Linked DNA regions of Mus musculus: all the other regions are linked to region 1. A link is a loop called in an ENCODE intact Hi-C map of the cell type or tissue named here. Cell type or tissue: heart. All regions are shown on one strand.

Region 1 (8,000 bases):
ACGTGTGGACACTTTGCCCCTTCTTAGAATTGGGAACAAAACACCCACGGAAGGAGTTACAGAGACAAAGTTTGGAGCTGTGACGAAAGGATGGACCATCTAGTGATTGCCATATCCAGGGATCCATCCCATAATCAGCCTCCAAACCCTGACACCATTGCATACACTAGCAAGATTTTGCTGAAAGGACCCTGATATAGCTGTCTCTTGTGAGACTATGCCAGGGCCTAGCAAACACAGAAGTGGATGCTCACAGTCAGCTATTGGATGGGTCACACGGCCCCCAATGGAGGAGCTAGAGAAAGTACCCAAGGAGCTAAAGGGAACTGCAACCCTATAGGTGGAACAACAATATGAACTAACCAGTACCCCGGAGCTCTTGACTCTAGCTGCATATGTATCAAAAGATGGCCTAGTCGGCCATCACTGGAAAAAAAAGGCCCATTGGTCATGCAAACTTTATATGCCCCAGTACAGGGGAATGCCAGGGCCAAAAAGTGGGAATGGGTGGGTAGGGGAGTTGGGGGGAGGGTATGGGGGACTTTTGGGATAGCATTGGAAATGTAAATGAGGAAAATACCTAATTTAAAAAAAAAAAAAAAAGAAAGTGTCATGGGCCCTTAAAAAAAAAAAAAAAAAAAGGACAGGCTTATTGGGAAGCTGCTCTCAGTGGGTGAGTTCACTGGCCCCAAGTCGCCAGGTAGAAAAGGGGGAGTAGGGGAGGGAGAGAGAAAGAAACAGGCACGCGCAAGTGCAGAGAGAGAAGAGAAGAGGCCTGCCCACTATTTTGGTGCAGGTAGAGCAAATTAACCCACTGCCAGCTGAGAGGTGACATTTTTTTTTTTAGTTGTAGGTCAGGAAGTCATGGCAGAGAAAATGGAAAGTGAAATAAAGGCCACATGCAACAGAGCTGTCTCTGTGAGGACCCTCTGAATTTGACTAATCTGGATCTCACAGTCAGCATAAAATCTGCCGTCCATCTTCCGCCTTTGCTGTATCCCAATCTGCCGTCATAGCAGCTCATCCGTGATGGCTGTGAATGTGACCCTCACAAGCTCAACAGGAAACCATGACCACTTTCGTGTGTCTTTGCAGGCAAGGACCATTTTCCCAGCAGCTCTCCTGGAACACTTCAATGTCGCAGACAAAGAGAATGGGACAGCTCAATTAGCTTGTGTGACCAGCGCAGCACACAGGACCACAAAGCATTGTGACACGTAGCAAAGAGAGAGAGGAGGTGGCTCCAGGAAAAGAAACTAGAGAGTCAGTCCGGTCGCAGTTAGAATACTTCCTTTAGATCCAACCAGGACAGTCCCTTTAGGCTGCATTTCAACCTAAGCATGGTGGCACCAGCCTGTAATCCTGGAATTTTAGAAACAGAAGAATTGCTGCAAGTCCGAGGCCAAACTGGGCTGCATAGTGAGTTCCAATCCAGCTTGGGTCACATAAGTGAGACTCATACAAATAAGCATCCAAAATCTTCAGGTTATGTCTCACAGACAACTACAATCCCAGAACTTGAAATGTGGAGGCAGGAAGATCCGTTCAAGGCTACCAGGTATGAGCTGGGCATGGTGGCACATGCCTTTAATCCCAGGGTTTAGGAGTCAGAGATAGGCAGATCTCTGCAAGTTATGACTATAAGACCCTGTCCAAAAAAAAAAAAAAAAAAAAAGCCACATGCAAGTCTAGCCTTGGGCTACATAAATTCAAGGCCATCTTTGGCAACACAAGACCCTGTCTCAAATAATAAAAATACAAGGTATGGAGAGGTGACTTAGAGGTTAAGAACAGAGACTGTTTTTGCAGAGGACCTAAGTTGGATTCACACCACCCATATCAGGCAGCTGGAAAATTGCCTGTAACTCCAACTTCAGGGTACCTGAGGATCAAGCACCTTCTGGCCTCTTCAAGGACACTGCATGCACATGCATGCACATGCACATTCCATCCCATAGACACAGAATTAAGAGTAAAAGCAGAGGCTGAAGAGATGGTACAGCAAGTTAAAATGCTGAAGGCCAGCTCAGACACTACAGGAGCTGAGTGTGGAGTCAGCGATATGCTGATGACAATGGGTGTGACCCTGCCCCTAACACACACACACACACACACACACACACACACACACACACCCCTGCTGATAGTAGCAAGGAATCTATGGGGTCAGCACTAGTAATGCTAATGGGAGCAAAACTTAATTATCTGAGGCCAGGATTCTCAGAAACTCTGAACACTTTTAACTCTTTGGGGGATGGCAAGAAAAAAAAAGAAAGGAAGAAAGAATTCACACACTTATACACACAAAGTTAGTGGATGAAGCAAAAGAGGCTTCAACAAGCAAGCTTCAACAACTCCACACATAGCAGACAGACAGACTGACAGACACATACTCACACATTGGGTGGGTAGAGCAAAGCTCTAACCATTTTACAAACATACATACATACATACATACATACATACATACATACATACATACAGTTGGATAGAGCAAAGCTCTAACAAGCAAGCTCTAAAGTTTTTTTTTTTCCCCTTTAGTCCTTTTATATTCTCTAAGACAAAGTTCTCCACGAAGAATTACCTCATTCAGAAACAAAATTGTTACATAAGAGGAAGTTACAGCACGATTCTTGGTTACATAAGACTTATTTATTTTATGTGAGCACCCTGTAGCTGTCTTCAGACACACACCAGAAGAGGGCATTGGATCCCATTACAGATGGTTGTGAGCCACCATGTGGTTGCTGGGAATTAAACTGATTACATGTTTTTCCATTAAAACTGCTAACTAAACATTTTTTAATCTTTTATTCTACGAGTTCATTGTAAGTCCAGGGCAGTACTTTTATCTATTTTTTTTTATTCCATAAACTCATTAAAAGCAATAGTTTTAGCTATCTTCTACTTTACAAATTCATTGTAAGTTCAAAGCAATAGTTCTAAAAGTCATTAAATTAACAAAGTTTTTACCAATAAACAGGCCATCTATCTTATGTCTTATTTTTTAACTCTAGCTAATTATCCATTTTATGTTGTTACACTCATATTAGAATTACCCACTCCTTACTTTACTTACCATGGTGTGCACTGAGACTTATGGCCTCGTCCCTGGGGGAGTACAGCAAGGACAAACAGGAGAAGGCACAGCAGGAGCAAGAAGCAGTCATGGGACAAGGTACACCCATCCCAGCCATGCCAAATGGTGGGTCATCTCCAGGAAGCTCACTTGCCCACTGGAGCTCTTCCTGCATGGTGTCTGCCATTAAGAGAATGCACTGCTCTTTCAGAGAGCCCACGTTTGGTCCCTAGCACCCACACAGTAGCTCACAACGTTACCTATCACTCCAGTCCCAAGGGATCCAATACTCTCTTCTGATTTCCTTTGGCATTGCATGCACCTCATGCAAATGCATACACGCAGGCACCCACATATACACATAGAGTAAATAAATGACTTAAGATAAACACACGCACAGCTGGTGAGGTAGAGGTACACGGATCTCTGTGAGTTAGAGGCCAGTTGGTCTACATAGCCAATTCCCAGGCCATCCTAGGCTACATACTAGATGGCTCAGAGGTTGTGAGCACTGGCTGCTCCTGCAGAAGACAAGGGTTCAGTTCCCAGCACCCACATAGCAGTTCCCAGCTGCTTGTAAGTCCAGGTCCAGGGGACTCAACACTTTCTGGCCTCCACAGGCACCAGGCACACAACACGGAACACTCACAAATATATAGACACTCACATATACACGTAAAATAAAAATAAGAATTTTTTAAAAGTAATAAGCTGCGCATGGTGGCACAGCCTGTAATGCCAGCCCTTGGAAGGAAAACAATCTCTGTGAGTTTAAAGCCAGCTTGCAGAGCTGAGTACACGTACAGCTTAGGGGAACCTTGCACACGGAGCACATGCAGAGTTGTAGCCAGCACTGCAAGGTTCTGGAAAACTTCCCAGCATTTAGAGTCAGACCCCAGTCTGGCTGATCTGAGAGAAAATGCGAAGCCGCCAGGAGCCAAGACAGGGAAATCACCTGCCTGCTGCGACAGAGACCAACAGGCACGCAACTCTGCCCCGCCCAACACCCCGCCCGGGCAGCGCCCTGACACCACCCCCACACCCTGATTGGCTGGAATCCAGGCACGTTTTGTTGCCAGGTCTTCGATGGACACAAGAGCAGTCCGCCTGCGCAGGCTCAAGTCGGGTAAAACTGGCTTTGCCGCACTGTTGGGATCTTCAGGACCTCAAGTTTTGTAGCAACCCGAAAGCAAATTCTGAGCAGGAAGGTGGCCTTAGCCTAGATGGCCATTTGAGTTTTCTGACCCGCAGGCAAGGACATTGGGTAGGGTCCCTCCATGTGGAAGGGAACACTTAGAGTTGAAGGCCAGCGGACAGTGAAGGAGGAGAATTTTGGGAAACCCCTGGCTGTAAAACCTAACGACTCCTACGATGACCGCCAAAGAACAGAAGCAGAATACAATGTCTCAGGGCTGTGCCTTCTAGCTCAGGTGCTTCTGGTACCACAAGATCCTGTAATTACAGAAAGTGTTTTGTCAGAGTAATTGAAGCTGCCCACAACCCCATCATTAGAACTCAGAGATCCAAGTCACATTTATTATCTTGAGATAATGTTAAGATTCTAAGCAGCTCCAGCCTTGAAGCAAGCTGTTCGTTCAGCAATGATCCAGAGCTTTTTGTACCTCTGTCTCCCTCTGCTGTTTGATTCGGGACACTGCAGTCCTCTGTGATTCTTTTATTCGCGAGGAAGGGCTGACTGTGGAAAGACCTAAGGCTTCTGTGCTTTGGAGCCAGCTTTCTGTCTTTTGTTTGGGTTGTAGCTGGCAGCATGTGTACTGATCTCAGGCAGCCTGCAGCGCAAGCAGTCAGGAGACCTGGTCTGGCTGTCCTGTGTCCTGTGTAGACAAGGAGGATGTGGGGAAGCGAACACAGAAAGGCTCCTTTGGGCATAGATACCCACATCAGCTCACTGTCTCTGCAAAACAAAACAAAACAAAACAAAACAAAACAAAACAAAACAAAACAAAACAAAAACAAAAAACAAAAAAACTACCGTACAGGCAGTTGCACTCCAGGGTCCCCTGTCCATCTCTAGGCTGAGTGAATCCGACCCTGGCGCTGCCCAAGTCCCAGCTCTGGGCTGGGGTGCTGCCCCTGGCTGTAGCTGTCTGCCTGGGGCTTGAGGACGGAGCCTCTCTGGAGCTCTCTGTAGTCGCCTCATACAGAGTCAACAATCCACACACTGCTGCAGCCTTAGATGGATGCCCCAGCCATTTATTCGGGGGTGGGGGTCGGGGCAATGGACTTTTCTCTCAGGTTAGTCAGTAAATGCTGCATAAGACGATATGCAGTGAGCTTTCATAATTACACTAAAGAAAGATATAGGCTTGGGACAACTTTGTGTTCAAGGAAACCTTCAGTTCCAAGGATGAAGCCACAGGTGTGCACACGATAAGGCAAGCCCATGTAAAACCTGTTGTTGGAACTTAGAATGAGCTTAGAGAAGGAAACACTGCTTTGAACTTGTTCTTCATACCTTTCTGAAACTCCCTTTTTATGGAACATTTTATCTATAAAGTAATTCTTTCTTACATAGAGAACTTTTTGTCTAAAACGCTATAAAAAGGCTGATAGCAATAAAGAAAGGTGGTGTAGCTGTTTTCCACTTCACCCAAAGTGTGTGTGTGTGTGTGTGTGTGTGTGTGTGTGTGTTCTCTGTGTGAGTGACTTCTTTCCCTTTTCTCTTTTCTTTCCTTTCCTTTCCTTTCCTTTCCTTTCCTTTCCTTTCCTTTCCTTTCCTTTTTTCTTTTTTCTTTTCTTTTCTTTCTGGTTCAAAAAGTGTTAACGAGCTCTGAGCCTCTCAGAGGCTTCTAGCTGACTTGCCCGAGAAAGGAGCAGCAGCAAGAAATCCTTTTTGTAATTTCCCGGTGTTTATTTAAGCATTAAGAGTCAAGTTTGTTTGTTTGTTTGTTTTGGGGTTTTTTTTTTGGTTTTGTTTTTTGGTTTTTTGGTTTGTTTGTTTTTTTGTTTTTGTTTTTGTTTTTGTTTTTTTAGTGCTTGTGGAAGGCACAGAATAATAACAAAGAGTTAAGATTCCCCCAGAGTTTATTTAAGCACAAAGTGTTAAGTTTCCCCAGTGCTTCTTTAAGCACAGAGAGTTGAAGAGAAAAGAAGCCAGCAGTTTTCAGCCACAGAATAAGTACGAGAGTGTTAAGTTTCCAGAAGCCGTCAGCTTCCAGCCCCCAGCAGTCAGGGAGAATGACAAGGCTGGAGGCCGTCAGTCTTTGGGCTTCTATCAACTCTTCCACCTCAGCTCCAAACTCCAAAGGCCAGGCCGGGCCCAGGCACCAAAGAGGGTCGTTTATCCAATAAACCACTCATTCAAGACACGGGCTATCGACTACAATTATAAATAGTACAGCTAATTATATGTTTATGGTGCATATCCTGCTTGAATGCAGTCAGTAAAAGCAATTAGATAAGTGTCATATATCTCAAGTGACAATACAGACTAAGCCAGAAATAATAGAAAGATCATCCCAAAGTGGAGTAAACTCCAAGCACAGGAGAGAAGAGATTTTTTAGTTGAAATGTTGCAATTTTATTCACAATGTAGCTATTTTCTGGGTGCTGTAGGAAACAGCTGTGTATAACTTCTTAACCGCATATAGAGGTAGATCTTGCTCACTTGGCCTGACCAGGCTCACAGTGAGAAGCCATCTTTGATCTTTTAGAAATTTCATAAATTTGGACGACAAGCTTCAGCCGATTAATGACATCCTTGTCTGCTGTTTTCATGTTAAATCCCAGCATCTTCATGATGGCTTCCCGGAAGTCAGCAAGCTGAAAAGAACCACCACACAGATCAGTATGCGACTGCTGAGCCGCCCACTCATCTTGTACGATGCAATTGGTATACTCTGCAATTTAGCTTTATGAAAATTTCCTTAATGCAATATGTCTAAGGTAGTAAAGGGTCCTGCTGTGCAGCTAAGCTAGCCTTGAACCCACCTTCTTCCTCCCAGTCTCCCAAGCACTGCAATTACAACCTGGCTTCACGCCATGTGGTATTTTCAAGGTAGAAAAATCCTTTCTATTTACAAGAATTCTTTAAAATTTCCTGTGCATTTTTATCTCTTTTTCTCATTTTTCCCAATTTTATTACTACTTATTATATTTTGCTCATAATGTAATTACTTTCTTTTACATTTATTTGTACATACATACATGCATGTGGAGGTCAGAGGCCATCATATTTATTTATTTATTTATTTATTGTATTGTATTGTATTTGAGTACAATGTAGCTGTCTTCAGACACACCAGAAGAGGGCATCAGATTCCATTACAGATGGTTGTGAGCCACCATGTGGTTGCTGGGAATTGAACTCAGGACCTCTGCAAGACCAGTCAGTGCTCTTAACCACAGAGCCATCTCTCCAGCCCCCAGAGGGCATCTTTCAGAAGTCAGTTCTCTCCTTCTACCATGTGTCTTCCCAGGATTGAACACAGGCTGGCAGGGTTAATAGCAAGCAAGCATCTTTACCCACTGAGCCATCTTGGCAGCATGTTTTTGTAGCCATACTTTTTGTGTTCTGTTACTCAGCTTAGCCTTATAATTCCTGGGCTGGAGGGACTCATGAGCCTCAGTCTCCCAAACTGGGGACTGTCAGCATGTGCTACTGGGTTAACAAACTGCCTTTTGAGCTACTAATTTGTTTAATGATAATGGCCTTCCTCAATGCATATTTCTCAATCCATTCAAGGCCAAAGAGATCAACAAGGACAGCAAATAAGAAAACAGCCGCAAAGCTAACAGAAAACTACAGCTTTCACCATGCCCGTGAGGGGGGATATGGATATCCCAAGCCAGCAGAGGCAGCACCAGAGGGCCATAAACTCGATTTCCACTGGTGTAGAACACAGTCACAATGCCAAGAACAAGTCTGAGCCCCGCAGGATCAGCACACTGACCTGTGGGG
Region 2 (8,000 bases), 140 kb after region 1:
TCTAGCCAGGATTGCCCTTGCACACTCAAGTGCTGAAACGGAGCACTGCACAGACAGAATGCTGGGACCAATGGCCACCACTTGGTTCAGGTGGAGCTAGCCAACCCCGTGTGAGCTCTCCACCAGATGTGGCATGCAGCTAGCGGTGAGCCTTGATTTCAGAGGATAGTTTCTTAGAATCCTCTTTAATTTTCTGGGCTTTCTCTAATTCCTTGATATTTTGCCTATTATTTTTCCTAAAGGATTAAATAATTAGACTCATTTAACTTTTTCTTTAAAAAAATTATGTTTGTCTATGAATAATGTCAGACATAATTCACAAAGCATTTAAAAAAATCTACCGTTTTTATTTAATTATAATTTTATGTGAGTGTTCTGCCTGCATGTATGTGTTCATCACTTGCATGCCTGGTGACTGTGGAGACCAGAAGAGGGTGTCAGGTTCCTGGAACTGGACTTACAGAGGATTGCAAGCTTCTATGTGAATGCTGACAACCTAACCCAGGCTCTGCAACGGCAACAAGTGCTCTTAACAACCGGAGGCAGAGGCAGGCGGATTTCTGAGTTCAAGGCCACCCTGGTCTATAGAGTGAGTTCCAGGACAGCCAGGGCTACACAGAGAAACCTTGTCTCAAAAAACCAAAAAAAAAAAAAAAAAAAAAACAAAAAAAAAAAAAAAAAAACAAAAATAAAAACAAATAAAAACAAAACAAAACAAAACAACCGAGCCATCTGTCTGTCCAGCCGAACGTCTGACATTCTTGCCTGCACATCACAAGTGTTGAGATTATAGGCATTATAGGTGTGTGCCTCCACACCATGTATGTGGTGCTAGGATCCAACCATGGCTTTGCACATGCTAAGCAAGTACTCTGAAAACTGACCTCTAACCCCAGCCCTACACTTTAAATGTTAGCTTTATATACTGTTAGTTTATGGTGGGGGGTTTCTTTTGGCTCATGGTTTGAGGGTGCAGTCCATCACTGTGGGGAAGCGAGTCATGGGCTTCTTCAGGTAGCGGCGCTCACTGCCTCCACAGTCAGGAAACAGGAAGGATGAAAGTGAGTGCTAAACTGAATTTCTTCTATCTATTCAGTACAGCACTCCAGCTGACCGACTGGTTCTGCCCAGAGTTAAAGTGTTTTTCCACTCAGGTAACCCGACCCAGGTAACCTCTCAGACTCAGTGCCTAGAGGCTTGTCCCCTGGGTTATCTAGGTCCTACTCACAATCACAGTTAATCCCAGCCAGAGGTGGTGGTGATGGTGGGGTCTATGAGTTTAAGGCCACCCTGGTCTACACGACAGTTCCAGGGCAGCCAGGGCTACACAGAGAGACCCTTTAAAACAAACAAAACAAAACGAAATAACCAGCGCGCCGGGCGTGGTGGCGCATGTCTTTAATCCCAGCACTCGGGAGGCAGAAGCAGGCAGATTTCTGAATTCGAGGCCAGCCTGGTCTACAGGGTGAGTTCTAGGACAGCCAGGGCTATACAGAGAAACCCTGTCTCTCGAAAAAACCAAAAAAAAAAAAAAAAAAAAAAAAAAAAAAAAGAACCAGTGCAAAAGCTACCTGAGTATTTTTAGTTTAATATAATTTCCTGTGTTAGCAAAACTTGCAATTTGTGCAGAAATCCGAAATAACTTTTTTGTTTGGTTTGCTTATTTTCAGATGGGATTTCTATGTGTAATAGCCCAATCTTAGTGTTTAAATTGGGAGAGCCAGGTACTCGACACACCCTGCATCCACTAATAAATTAATAAACAAGAACAAAAGCCCAGGAGAAACCGAGGCTGGCAGGCCACGCTGTGCAGTTATACACTAACCTCAAAGCATTCATCGTGAGCTCTGTTCACCAGGGAGAATTGAGTGTCCTCTCCGGCCACTGTGGTGGCTGTGTCGCCCTCAGAGCAGGAGGCATCCACACAGGTGTGGAGGACTGGATTTTCCCCTTTTATGCTTTTCCTCCTCATTTAAAACCCTGATTGAAATGAGGAGCCCGGGTTGGGGGAAGGGGGGAAGGGGGGTGCAAAACCCTGGGTTTAGTGCCCAGTACTGCATAAGGGAGGGTATGTCTGTGTGGGTGTCTGTGTGTGTGTGTGTACACACACACATGTAAATTTAATCTGGGTATGGCGATGTCTACCTGTTATCCTTGTACTCCCAAGGCATGGAGACCCAAGAACTGGGAGATCAAGAGAAACAAACAAGCAAACAAACAAATGAATCCGGAAGCACTCCCTAAGAGCACTGGAGACTACAGACTTGTGGGGGCGGAGGGTGCTGGAGGGCAAAATTGGCCCAGTAATAAGAATTTTAAGTTTTCCCCCGCCTTCCAAGGCTTTGGTGTGCATTAAGGAAAATTTCCTTTACATTCATAACTTTAATCTACATGGAATTTGGACTCTATACAGCTTTTAGCATAGAAAAATGTGGTAGAGTTGAATTCGCAAGTTTCCCTTCTTCAAAGGCTTATGAGGCCCACGAAGATCTTCTTCTCTGGACCTTCCTGAAAGTCAAATAGCAGGCAGCCACAGATGTGAGGCCTACCTGGCTGCTTAGCCCTCCAAGGGACTAAGCGTATACAGGAATCCTCCATCAGGTTTCCAGCAAGAGGGGGCACCATGGGACGGAGAGCTTGAGGGATACTTTGTTTCTGTTATTTTGATACAGAATTACCAAACTGTTTCAGCTGGAAAAGGTTTGTGTAAGCTAGGAGACAATTTATCTGAGAGAAAATGGGGTCATTTCTCAAAGAGGGCTCGGCTGTACAGAAACTTAAACACTCAGGAAAAGTCCTAGGAGAATACTCGCAATGACAGTGAGAACCGACAAGTCCAGGCACTGAAAAAGGCGGACTATGAGAGGTGAGAAGTCTGTTTAAAGAGGGACCCAGGTAGAAGTGGGGAAGGAGGTCATCTAAGAGCCTCCTTGTAGTTCGTGGGACTGTGGTTTTGAAAGGCAAACAGGTGACAAAGGGAAGGAAAGGGGAGATGCACGTGAGGCAGCCTGTTCTAGCTTGAGGACGCTCCACGCTGATTTCCAATGATGCTATCAGTCTATGCACCCACTGGTTCAAGAGGCTTCCTGTGCCTCGGCTTGTTTTCTTGATGTAGCCATTCTGACAGCTGGGAAGAGGAATCTCAGTGTGCCTTTATTCAGCGTCTCCAGTGGTGGCTAAGGATGCTGAGCCATTTGTACTTTATCTTCTGAGAACTAGCTGTTTTTCCATTGGTCCGTTTAGTGACAGGATTGCTTGTGTGTGTGTGTGTGTGTTTAGCTTTTTTACTTATTTACATATTGACAGTAATTCTGTCAGATGCACAGCTGGCAATGGTTTCTTCCTTCCATGGACTGCCATTTACTCTTTTTCTTTACCAAAGGAGCAGCTCCCTCCCCCCTTCTGCTTTTGAGACTGGGTCTCTCTATGTAGCCCTGGCTGTCCTGGAATTCACTCCCTAGACCAGTCTGGCCTCAAAGTCATAAACCCTCCTGCCTCTGCTTCCCAAATGCTGGGATAAAGGGATGAGACTCTATGCCTGGGCTGTTTAGGAGCTTTTAAGTCCCATGCATTCCCACCTATCAATTCCTGGTATTGTTTGCTAGCAGTACCACTATATGGAAATATACCTGAACAATTCTACATCATGCCACAGAGATACTTCCACATCCATGTTTACTACAGCAGAATTCATAATAACCTAGGTTTCCATCAATAAAAAATGTATACATACACAACAAAGTTTCATTCAGCCAGAAGAATGAGTCATTTGCTATAAAAATGGATGTAGCTGGAGATTATACTAAGAAAAACAAGATGGATGCAGAAAGAAAATACATGCTTTTGTTCACTTCCTGTCTCATGCATATACACATACATGACAAAAGAAAGGAGAACTGGGCGTGGTGGCACACACCTTTAATGTCAGCATGTGGGAGGCGGGGGAATGGAGATCTTTGTGAGTTTGAAGCCAGCCTGGTCTACATAAGTCCAGAATAGCCAGAGCAACATAACAGAGAGAGCTTGTCTCAAAAATAAACAAATAAAACCAAAAGCTAAAACAAGAAGAAATTAAAAGGGAGACTTCAGGAGACAAGTGGGTGAGAGAAGGGACCAAGGAAGGAAGTAGGAGGGCTTGGCTATGGCTAAAGCACACAACTGACTTGAAATTGACTTTATAATACCCAACACTGAGTGCAATGAATATATGCCAATAAAAAGATGGAGGGGGGGGTCTAAGCAAGTTATGATTTTCTTGAATGTCTCCATTTAGCTCTTGGCCAGAGAAAACATTAATTGAGTTTGATATATGAAAAGGAGGGTCAATGTTATTGGAGTTAATGACTTTGAAAAATCCTCAAACTTGTTCAATAGTACAACTATCAAGTGTGCTGTTCTCTGCTGATGCTCTTCTTATAAGTCAGATGCACAGAGGGGATGTCAAGACACTATTACCTAACACTGAACAGACTGCAAGGGAAGAGAAGGTCCTAACGAAGCTACTAAAATACAAAAGGAGCTGGAGAGTCAGGTCCTAACACAGCAGAACATACATTTCTACGGTACGCTGGCGCCATCTTTTGGCCAAATTAAAATCCACACAAATTATAAACTACAATCATCTTTTTCTTTTGCCAGACTTTAGAAATACAATTGATTCAACATTACTAATAGGCTTAGTTGTCTTGACCTGAAAATGGCAGTATATATCTATCATCCACAACTTGGGGGGCTGAGGTGAAAGGATTGAGCTACAGAACAAGATGGCTGGGTTTTTGTTTTTCAAGGATGTTAAAGTTTGAGCAGTCTGTTGATGACTATATCTGATTTTAGTTTACTTGTGTTTGTAGAGTGTTGTCTCTGTACTTGTTAGTGTGAGTGGGTGCATGTGCACACGGGGCTGCGCGTGGGTCTTTCCCCCACAGTTCTCCATCTTTATACCTTGCTGTCCATCCCATTTTCACCACACAATGTGGTTCTAGGCGTGTCCAACGGCAGGCACGGGCTTTATATGGGCCCTGATGCTTGTATAAGTGACATGCTACCTACTAAGCCATTTCTGCAGCTCTGACTTTAAATAATCCAATTTAAGATTTCTAAAAGGATAATATAAATAGAACTGACTTTGGACAAAGACATCATACATTCCACTAGATCCAAATGGACTAGATAGGAATCCCGAACTTCTATGTCCTTATGCACTATCACAAGACTTAGTTTTTTAGACAAGAGCTAGTCAACCTCAACTCCACTGACACCTCGAGCAGTCCAGAGTAGGGTAGGAATGGAGATACTTTTATTATGACGCGCTTACCAACCTCCTTGGTCTCTACTCACTAGATGCCAGTAGCAACTTTATCATGCTCCACCCAGGCATAATTACCCCAAATATCTCCACATTATTGATCATCCACATGGTGAAGGTAGTTTTTACTGTCAATTTTGTGTTGACTGAGCTATGCGATATACTTTTATGTATACATTATTTTGCAGGATGAAACTCAAGGCCTTGTTGTGCCAAGCAAGAACTCTACTGAGCTCCATTCCCATCCCCGACTCTGGGTGTATGTCAAGGGGCGTTTGGTTTTGTTTTTGAGACAAGGTCTCCTTGGTCAGGCTGGTCTCCGTGTAAGCTGATGGATGGTCTCCCCACTTCAGCTAGCTCACTGCAACTCACTATGTCAGCCATCACGTCTGGCTTTGGCGGTGGTTATTTGGGAATTAGAGTAGCAGTAGAATTACAAGTGTGGGATAAAATAGACTGCTTTCATTTAGCCAAAGGCCTGCACAGAAATCTGGCCTTCCCTTGCCCGAGAGAGCCATCTTTTCCTAACTTTGGGCAAAAATGCAAGCATACGATCTTTCTGGGTCTGCCAGCTTTTGGACTGGAATTTGTTCAATAGCTCTTCCAGTTATGTCTTTTTTGGACTCAGAACGCAATTACATCATTTAGTTCCAGGCACTCAGCTTGCAGAGTGCAGCTCTTCATAATCCTGTCTCTATAAAGGTATGAATCAAGGTCATATTTGCTCATTTTGTTTGTTTGTGGAGATAGGGTTTTACTATAAAGCCCCAAATGGCTTAGCACTCGATAAGGAAACCTGGCTTTTCTCGAACACTCAAAGAGTTGTTCTTGTCATTGTCCCCAAGTGTCTGGATTTCAAGTGTGTACTACCACACCAGCCATAGGACAGTGTGACGTTATCTACTTGCCTATTTCTTCCTTTTCTTCTTTTTCTCTGAAGATCCTAACATACCCTAAGAAGCACTGCTGTAGATCAGGTTGCTGGGGACAGAAGAATAGAGTAAAAAGCAGAGAGTAAAAGCAAACCAAGACCCCCCTGAGAAATGACTAGAGCTTTCTTTCTGGATTAGGACAGCACTCTCTTGCCACAGGCTGTGGTTGGCAAGAATCAAGTCCATTCATACCTTTTGCATCACGCCCAATGTAAGATCAGCTGGAGAGAGCTGGGCAGTGGTGGTGCACGCCTTTGATCCTAGCACTTACTCGGGAGGCAGAGGCAGGTGGATTTCTGAGTTTGAGGCCAGCCTGGTCTACAAAGTGAGTTCCAGAACAGCCAGGACTACACAGAGAAACCCTGTCTCGAAAAACAAAAACAAAAATCAAAAAACAATAGTGGCTGGAGAAATGGCTTGGTGGTTAAGAGCATCCCATGCTCTTTCAGAGGACCCAAATTCAGTTTCCAGCCTATACACAGTGGCTCATAGCTACCTGCACTTCCATTTCTAGGTCAGACCAACCTCTCTGGCCTCCACTGGCCTCAGGAACCCATATGATGCAAATACATATGTGCAGGAAAAATACAGATATTTAAAAAAAATTTTTTTTAAAGTTACCTAGCAAAGACCACTTACCTCAACAAAGGTAACATTGACAGAAAATGCTATAAAGTAAGATCAGGTCTGCAAGCTAATATTTTGTTACATCGAATCAAGTCATATTATATCTTCATAAAACAGATGAAAGCCAGTTTCCAAACTGGGATACAAAACTCTGTAGAATATTCCTGAAGCCATTTGTAGCATACCACATGGAAGTATAACTCTACCGTGTATTACCCTACATTTGCTATGCGTGCCTGAGAGCCTGGCCATTCCCTCATTAGGCCTTTCTATTATCTAAGTTCTTAGGTTTGATTGGGGCTTAGGTTTTTTTTTTTTTTTTTTTTTTTTTTTTTGGTTTTTTGAGACAGGGTTTCTCTGTATAGCCCTGGCTGTCCTGGAACTCACTCTGCAGACCAGGCTGGCCTCGAACTCAGAAATCTGCCTGCCTCTGCCTCCCAAGTGCTGGGATTAAAGGTGTGCGCCACCACGCCCAGCTGGGGCTTAGTTTTAACCATTGGCATCTGTGCATGGGTCTGGCACGCACAAGTGCAGGTACCTCAGAGATCAGAGGAGAACTAGGTCCTCCCGGAACTAGAGTGCCAGGTAGTTATAAGCTGCCTGACAGAGGGGCTGAGAACAAATCTGAGGTTGTAGAAGAGCAGCCAGTGCTCTTAACCACTGAGCCATCTTTCCAGACTCTTGTTTTATTTTTTTAAGACTCAGTTAAGCGTGGCCTTAAACTCAATCGTACTGTATCAGCTTCCTGAATGCTGGCCGAGGGCTGTCCTCTGACCTTCTCTGTTGCAGTGACTGCAAGGAGCCGATGGCAGCTGTGCTGAAGGACAACCTAAGGAATTGGGGGAACACACACACACACACACACACACACACACACACACCAGGGTTTCATCCAATCTAGAAGGAGAGCCAGTGTGGGACACTTGCATTTAAGACATCACATTCAGGACTGTGACATACCAGATTAAAGAGAGAGCGGTTACACAAGCATGGTTGAGCATAGAAATGTTTACAGAGTTCACTCCTTGGAACATAACAACTTCTTAATGAAACGCCACAGACATATTTAGTTTAAGTACACTAAAAGACACAAGTTACATTGTAAAAATTTCCCACATGAACTATTTTTAGCACAG
Region 3 (8,000 bases), 410 kb before region 1:
ACCAACCAAACAAAAGATTCCCTTATGCAAAACACAACAACAACCCACTCACATTTTAACCAGAAATGTAGTAGGGAGAGAAAGGCAGACGGGAGCAGGATATTGTCCCTGGACCACATGAGTTCAGTGGATGCCAGCTTAACCCACAAGCGATGGACAGACCCTAGAACTCCAAGTCTGCAGCGCACATGGAGTTACCAGTGTTGTAGGGTATTCACCGGAGACAACTGCTTGGACATGGGCTTAAGACAATAGAAAGTGTATGACTTGGCCAACAACTACACTGAACATTCAGCATCCTATTGTCACGCTGAGCCTTTCTCAGCATCAGCTTGCAAGCAAGCAAGCAAGCAAGCAAGCAAGCAAGCAAGCAAGCAAGCAGTCAAACAAACAAAAATAAAAATTAAACAAACAAAAAAACCCCACTACCACCAACAACAGCAAAAACCCATGTCCTGGGCTGACGTGCTTCCGGCAACAATAACAGTTAGCCTGAACTGGGGCTACAGAAGCCAAAAAGCAAGGTTAGTACATTTAGAAACGTTCCCACAACTATGGTAGGTGGTACCTTCTACATGCCGAGTTTTATAGCCTAAATGGCACTTGCATCATGGAGTCCGGAGTGATAACTGGGGGCATGCTAAGGTCTGGGACCCTGTTATATGTAGGAAAAAATATTTATTAAGGGATATTTAAAATTATTTTTAAAATTATTTATTTGTATTTATGTTTTTATGGGTGCAAATGCTGTGCCTACTTGTATGTATGTATGTATGTATGCATGTATGTATGTATGTGTGCTGTGTGTGTGCCTGGGGCACACAGAAGTCAGAAGAATGTCTCTGATCTCCTGGAACTGGAGTTATGGATTGCTGTGAGCTACCACACAGGTGCTTGGAATTCAACCTGGGTCCTTTATGGGAGCAACAGGAGCTTTTAACTGCTGAGCTATCTCTCTAGCCTTGAGGGACAATTCTTAAAACATACGTTTCAGTGAAGCACCCTCTGTACAATCTGGGGTGACCAATGTTTTGCAGTTGGGGCATTCAACTTTCTACATAGCAATATGGTGTTGTCATTAACAAATGTGTCGGGCCAAATTCATAGTTATTCTGCGATGTATATGGCTAATGAATGGGCTGCAGACTGGACACCTATGCTAGGTGTTATTCAGTGTTACACTAGAAAAAAAGAGAAGAGGGCACCAGATCCCATTACAGATGGTTGTGAGCTGACATGTGGCTGCTGGGAATTGAACTTAGGAACTCTAGAAGAGCAGTCAATGCTCTTAACCGCTGAGCCATCTCTCCAGCCCAAAGTAATGCTCTCTAGCCTTGGGATCTTCTGTCTCTGTTTCTCTTTTTCTCTTTTTCTATCTCTGTCTGTCTGTCTGTCTGTCTGTCTGTCTCTGTTTCTCTCTGTGTCCGTCCTCTCTAACAGGAAATGCCTTCCTGTACTCTCAGCACTCAGCAGGAGGAAGATCAGGAGGAAGAGAACAGCGGGTGCTACATGAGACCCTGTCTGAAGAATGACAAACCAGGGCTGGAGTGTGGCTCCTTTGGTGATGTGCTTGCCCAGGGTGCATGAGCCCCCCCCCTTCTGGGGGGGGGGAGCGTTCCAGCCCCAGCATTTCTGGACAGGAGTCTTCTTTAGCTATTCAGGTTTTTTCAGATATTGGAACCAGCCGTTCTTCTATGGACTTCTGAGCAAGACTAAGCTTGAAAGAAAACAAAGAACCATTTAGCATTCACTCCAGTGGGTTTGCTTATTTGTTTGATCTACATTAGTGCACTGGACTCTTCTCCCTCTGGCTTCTATTTACCTAGGACTCTGCTGTGATCTCCTCACATTGTGAACTCAACCCAGTGCTCTAGTAGATATTATTTTAGTATTATGCTAAGAGTGTTTCGGAAGTCTGATTACAGTCCATCCATTGTGTGAATGATCGCTATTAAAACCCTTTCTCAATATTGATGGCAAACACCTGTAATCCCAGAGTTCTGGAGGTTGAGGGACAAGTGCCATGAATTCAAGGCTATATAGTAAGTGCCAGATCAGATATAGCTATGGTGTAAGACCTGCCTCCACAATGAAAAATAATAATAAATCACCCCAAATGCACCACACAGAGAACAAGTTTTATCACTTGTCTAAGTGGGTGCCAGGTTTCACCTTGCAGCTGGCTGAACAACTCCACCTACAGCCCAAGATCTGTGGCATATACAGTAGCTGGGAGCATTTCTAGTGTAAGTTTAGATACTTTTCCTTCTGTAGCATTGGCTTGTTGTCTTAGTCAGGGTTTCTACTCCTGCACAAACATCATGACTGAGAAGCAGTTGGTGAGGAAAGGGTTTATTCAGCTTACATTTCCACATTGTTGTTCATCACTGAAGGAAGTCAGGAATGGAACTCACACAGGGCAGGAAGCAGGAGCTGATGCAGAGGCCATGGAGGTATGTTCTTTACTGGCTTGCCTCCCCTGGCTTGCTCAGCCTGCTCTCTTATAGAACCCAAGACTACCAGCCCAGAGATGGTCCCACCCACAATGGGTCCTCCACCCTTGATCACTAGTTGGGAAAATGCCTTACAGCTGGATCTCATGGAGGCATTTCCTCAACTGAAGCTTTCTCTGTGATAACTCCAGCCTGTGTCAAGTTGACAGAAAACCAGCCAGTACAATTGACCCCTTGTCAACTTGACACACAAACACATCACTAGTTAGCCTCAACCCTTAGTTACTTATTCAGCCCCAAGATCTAAATAACTTTAAAAGTCCTACAGTCTTTACATATTCTTAAATTTTCAATCTCCTTAAAATATCCAATCTCTTTTAAAATTCAAAGTCTCTTAACTGTGGGCTCCACTAAAATACTTTCTTCCTTCAAGAGGGAAAAATATCAGGGCACAGTCACAATCAAAAGCAAAAATTAAACTCCAACTGTCCAATGTCTGGGATTCAATTCATGATCTTTTGGGCTCCTCCAAGGGCTTGGGTCACTTCTCCAGTCCTGTCCTTTGTAGCACACAGCTTGTCTTTTAGGGTCCAGATGCCTGTACTCCACTGTTGCTGCTGTTCTTGGTGGTCATCTCATGGTACTGGAATCTCCAAAACACTGCGTCTTCCACTGTAACTTGGCTTCAACAATAGCCTCTCATAGGCTCTCTTCATGGTGCCAAGTCTCAACTCCTTTACATGACCCCTTCAGTCCTGGGCCATCAGTTGCAATTGAGGCTGCACCTTCACCAATGGCCTTCCATGGCCTCTCACAGTGCCGAGCCTCAGCTGCTCTGCATGACACCCTTCAGGCCTTCAAAACCAGTACCACCTGGGTGACACTTACACATTACCAAGTCCAGCCACAGCACAAGGTACAACCTTGGCCATCTCTGGAACACAGCCTCTGTGCTCTCAGAAAACACTTCCCAGAAGATTTCACCTCAATGATGCTGGTCTCTTCTTAATCACCGCTAATTTCTTAGCTCCAGCTAACCAGCATCAATAGTCCCAGTAATGCAAACTTTTCACTTTAGTAGTTCTAGTATTTTGTTAATCACAGCTGATTTTTCAGCCCCAGCTAACCAGAACCACAGAATCTTCACAATCAAAATACCAATGGCCCTGAAAAGAGTCTTTAATCTTCCCTTTGAAATTTCACAAGTCAGGCCTCGATCTTCTGCACTGTTCTCAACATTATCTTCCAAGCTCCTACACAACATCCCACAGAGCTCTTAAAACCAAATGGATCTTTTAGCTTAAAGTTCCAAAGTCCTTCCACAGTCCTCCCCAAAACATGGTCAGGTTGTCACAGGAATACGCCACTTATTATACCAGTTTGTCTTAATCAGGGTTTCTATTCCTGCACAAACATCATGACCAAGAAGCAGTTGGGGAGGAAAAGATTTATCCAGCGTACACGTCTACATTGCTGTTCATCACTGAAGGAAGTCAGGACTGGAACTCACACAGGGCAGGAAGCAGGAGCTGATGCAGGGGCCATGGAGGGATGTTACTTACTGGCTTGCTTCCCCTGGCTTGCTCAGCCTGCTCTCTTATAGAACCCAAGACTACCAGCCCAGAGATGGTCCCACCCACAAGGGGCCTTTCCCCCCTTGATCACTAGATGAGAAAATGCCTTATAGCTGGATCTCGTGGAGGCATTTCCTCAACTGAAGCTCCTTTCTCTGTGATAACTCCAGCTGTGTCAAGTTGACACAAAACCAGCCAGTACTCTTGTATTTAAGAAAAACAAATTTATTAAGGGTCACATTTTTTTCCCTAATTGACAAATAGAAAATTTTGATGTTGTTTGGTAGCATACTCAACTATCTTCTCCACTAGATGTCACTGTTGCACTTTAAAAACGAATATGCTACACTTGCATTAAGAAAGTAACATTATTTAGCCCATGGACAGGGACTCCTGTCCTCCCTCCCTTTCTCCATCTTTCTCTCCCTCCTGACAGGAAGCACTCATCAGCGGGATGGGACATGGTGGTGTTTGCCCCAGTTTCATTACCCCAGGAGGAAGTAGAAAGATTTAGAGTTTGAGGCCTGGCTGAACCATGTGAGATACTGTTTGGGGAAAAACCAAACCAAACCAAACCAAACAAAAAACACCAACAATCAAAAATAGGAAAGAGAAGGAAGGGGGAGGAGAAAGATGAGGGGAAAAAGGAAATTGAAAGATGAGAAGGAGGAGGAGAAATAGGGGAGGAGGGAGGGAAGGAGGGATGGGAGAGGGAGGGAATACTACTAAGACCCAGACACAATGGAGCACTCAGCACTCAGGTGGCAGAGACAGGGGCATTAAGAAAGTAACATTATTTAGCCCATGGACAGGGACTCCTGTCCTCCCTCCCTTTCTCCATCTTTCTCTCCCTCCTGACAGGAAGCACTCATCAGCGGGATGGGACATGGTGGTGTTTGCCCCAGTTTCATTACCCCAGGAGGAAGTAGAAAGATTTATGAGTTCAAAGCTAACCAAGGCTGCATGGTGAGACCTTGTCTCAAAAAAGGGAAAGAAACCTCATCAGGGGTTCTTATCAGTAGGCAAGTATTCAAAAGGGACGGGGTAAGATTTTGTTGCACAGTTTTGTGTGTCCAGATGATAAAGAAAAATCCAAAGTCTATTAAAGAACGGCTGAAACAGGGACAAGCAATGGACCCTAAAGAATTAGAATTGTCCTAGGAATCCCATACCAGAGCTGAGAATGGGATGAACTCTGCCCCCAGGATGAGATTCAGACAGCCAAGTCATCATGCCCACCGTCCCCAGCTGAATCTAGTCCTTGGGCCTCTGGTTCCTTTTGTTTCTTTCAGAAAGACTAAGAGTATGAGGGCTTAGCTCTCCAGTTCTGCCTAAAGTATAAATAAGCCCAGATTCTTTTAGTGGTTTTCAATCTCTTTTTAAAATACAGAGACCATAAAATAGAGGCTCATAGACCTAAGTGACTGGCAAGGCGGCTGGTCTGTCTACTAAAGCATGATGACTTTAACGTTAGGCCTTTATTTTCTCCTCTTCTTCCTCCTCTTCTTCTTTTTAATTACTTGATTCTAGGACTCGGTCTCATAAAGAAGTTCCTTTTTGGTGAATCGTTTTGAGGTGAGGCAAAATGGCAGGGAAAGAAAGGACACGAAGAGGGTAGGGAGACCCCCAAACTCTAGAGTCTGGGTGAAGCCTCCCACTTGAGAATCAAGGTTACCAGCCCAACTAACCTTTGCTGTGAAGGTTGCAGGTAAAAACAATTTCTTTTTTCCTTTCTTTTTCTTTCTTTCTTTTTCTTTTTTCTTTTTTAACACAATTTCTTTTATGTAGAAGCACTTCAAGAAAGCATGTTCAAGAACAACAAGCCAGTTAGAAGGTATGATTCTGGGTAGCATGACACCCTTCTCCCAGGCGCTCACAGCAGAGCTACTGACTTAGTTTGCAGTGAGGATACCCTATTTTCCTGTCTCCACATCTACAGTTTTTTTGCCTTATGACTTTGTTAGCCTGTCTGGTTGCCCTCAGGAGCTAGCCTGGGATCTCATTTAAACTCCTTAGCAATCCTTTGAAGATAAGTCCAGAATGCACCTAAGCCCTATCTATGGCTAAAGAAAACAGAGTTAAGTGAGTTTAGGCGTTCCTTTGTGGAGTTGAGCAACTTCAGGCTTCAGCAGAAATGTAAGTTATTAATGTCTTTAAATCTCTTCTCTCTTCCTCCCGCCCCTCTGTGTGCATGTTCTCTGTGTGTATGTTCATGTGTGTATGCTGGTGCCATAATCCTATGAGGTAAGTGTGGTGGTCAGATGACAACCTCAGGTGTCAGTCTTAATCTTTTACCTTGTTTGGGACAAGGTTTCTTGTCCATTGCTGGGCATTCCAAGCTAGCTGGCCCAAGAGCTTCCAGGAATCTCCTGCCTGCCTCCCACCTTACTGTAGGAGCTCCGGGATTACAAACATATCCTACTGTCTCTGGCTTTACAGGGGATCCAGGCTCAGGCTTCATGTTATGCAGCGAGTTCATTACCCACCAAGCCATCTCTCCAACCTTTAATAAACTTCCCATGTTCCAGACTGGCTTTTCCTGAAACTCCTTTCTGTGGTGAATCCAAGGATCCAGCTTTACCTGAGTTGCTGAAGGCTTAAAGGAATTCCTAACACTGCTTGCTGTATGTAAGGGCAGGAAGCAGTGTGCGGCGTCTCCCACCCCTCTCACCACCATGCACACACACCTGACAGTTTGACTCTGCGGCCTGTTTGGTTTACAGCCCAGGGCCAGCCTTCTGTTGCTGAAGGTGGTTAGAAAATGCCTCATCTTCTTTCCTTTATTTGTTGACCCGAGTTGTGATGCAGTTGATCAAAACGTCAAGTACAGTAAAGTTCAATGTTAAAATAATTAGATAAAAAATTCTTTATTTAAATAACTGCAAAGACAAGAACTTAATTTCCTTTTGCTATACTAACAAAATGGGGGTAGGGGTAGGAGTCCTAGAATATTCTGAGCTGTTATATTTTTTTTCCCTTCTTCCTGAAGTTAGGTTGAAACCTAACAGACTTGAGCACAGTGGGATTCTGGCAGATTCAGTGCTTCTCAGGTAAGGTGCAAGTGCCCCACAGGATTGCCCAGCTGACATCAGCCTGCCAATGGTAACCCAAGCAGACAGGCGAACAACAGGCCCTCACACGAGAGAAAGGGAAACAGAAGCTCCCGGTGTGTGGGTGTGCACTGACTTGCGTCATGGGGCTCATCAACACTTTGAAGAAAAAAGATGTTTTTAAAAAATCTCCATCTGTCTAGAAATTGAGGGGGGAAAAAGCCTACTGAATCTTATATAGGGAAAGAAAATACCATGAAATGTTTAAACTATCCTGAATAAACTATGTCAAAATATAAAATAGTTCTGAGGGACTAAAATGCAACATTAAAATCGAAAGGGATTTTTGTTGTTGTTTGTTTGTTTGTTTCTGAGACAGAGTGTCTCGGGTTTCCCCGGCTGGACACCTTTCTGTAGACCAGGCTGGCCTCAAGAACTCACAGAGATCTCAGGTGTGTGCCACCACCACCCAGATTGAAATTTTGTTTGTTTGCTTGGTTTGTTCTTGTTTTTTGTTTGTTTGTTTGTTTGTTTTGTTTTTGTTTTTTTTTTAAGATTCCGCATCAATAGCCTACATTTTTGTCCTTTTGAGACAGGATAGCACCAATTCATAGAGACCCACCTGCCTCTGTCTCCCGAGTGCGGGATTAAAGGTGTGCGCCACTGCGTGTGCTTGGTTTACAAACCGCTTTCAAACAGGATTTTGGTTTCTTTGAAAAAACACAGAACTATTCTGTGACTATGTTTTTGTTTAATGTGAGGCTGCCGCAGATTGTCCACTTGTGCTCCAACAGGGGTGGGATTTTGCCAGCTGCAGAGAGGTTCTGTGATGGTGTGACGCTTGGAATTCTGGGGACTTTTCAGAGTGTATATAAGCCAGGCTGGAGAATTGGCTCAGCAGTTAAGAGCACTGACTGCTCTTC

What was found. Peaks named below come from ENCODE experiments on the same cell type or tissue, not always from the same donor. Only the 100,000 strongest peaks of a DNase experiment are listed, where the experiment ranks them.
Region 2: it touches region 1 in a loop (4-fold over the local background); 21 of 42 quality-filtered maps call a loop at or near these places.
Region 3: a loop joins it to region 1, with 6 times the contacts of the local background. A loop is called at or near these places in 33 of 42 quality-filtered maps.

The regions. Positions count from the first base shown.
Region 1 is chr12:76,192,090-76,200,089 of GRCm38, forward strand. It overlaps Tex21 (testis expressed gene 21), which reads right to left. Exons shown (of 10, transcript NM_019784.5): 10 at 6,598-6,862. The coding sequence ends at 6,704. Among named protein-coding and RNA genes, the nearest start is that of Esr2, 19 kb to the left of the region's middle. In heart, no CTCF peak of the experiment used is centred here; DNase peaks (open chromatin) are centred at 4,132 and 4,762; H3K4me3 peaks cover 1,377 bases; H3K27ac peaks cover 544 bases; H3K27me3 peaks cover 565 bases.
Region 2 is chr12:76,336,736-76,344,735 of GRCm38, forward strand. No RefSeq gene overlaps it. Among named protein-coding and RNA genes, the nearest start is that of Akap5, 16 kb to the left of the region's middle. In heart, a CTCF peak has its summit at 4,581 (motif pointing left); no DNase peak of the experiment used is centred here.
Region 3 is chr12:75,782,513-75,790,512 of GRCm38, forward strand. The region is part of intron 2 of Gm40447; the gene reads right to left. Among named protein-coding and RNA genes, the nearest start is that of Syne2, 32 kb to the right of the region's middle. In heart, a CTCF peak has its summit at 4,312 (motif pointing right); no DNase peak of the experiment used is centred here.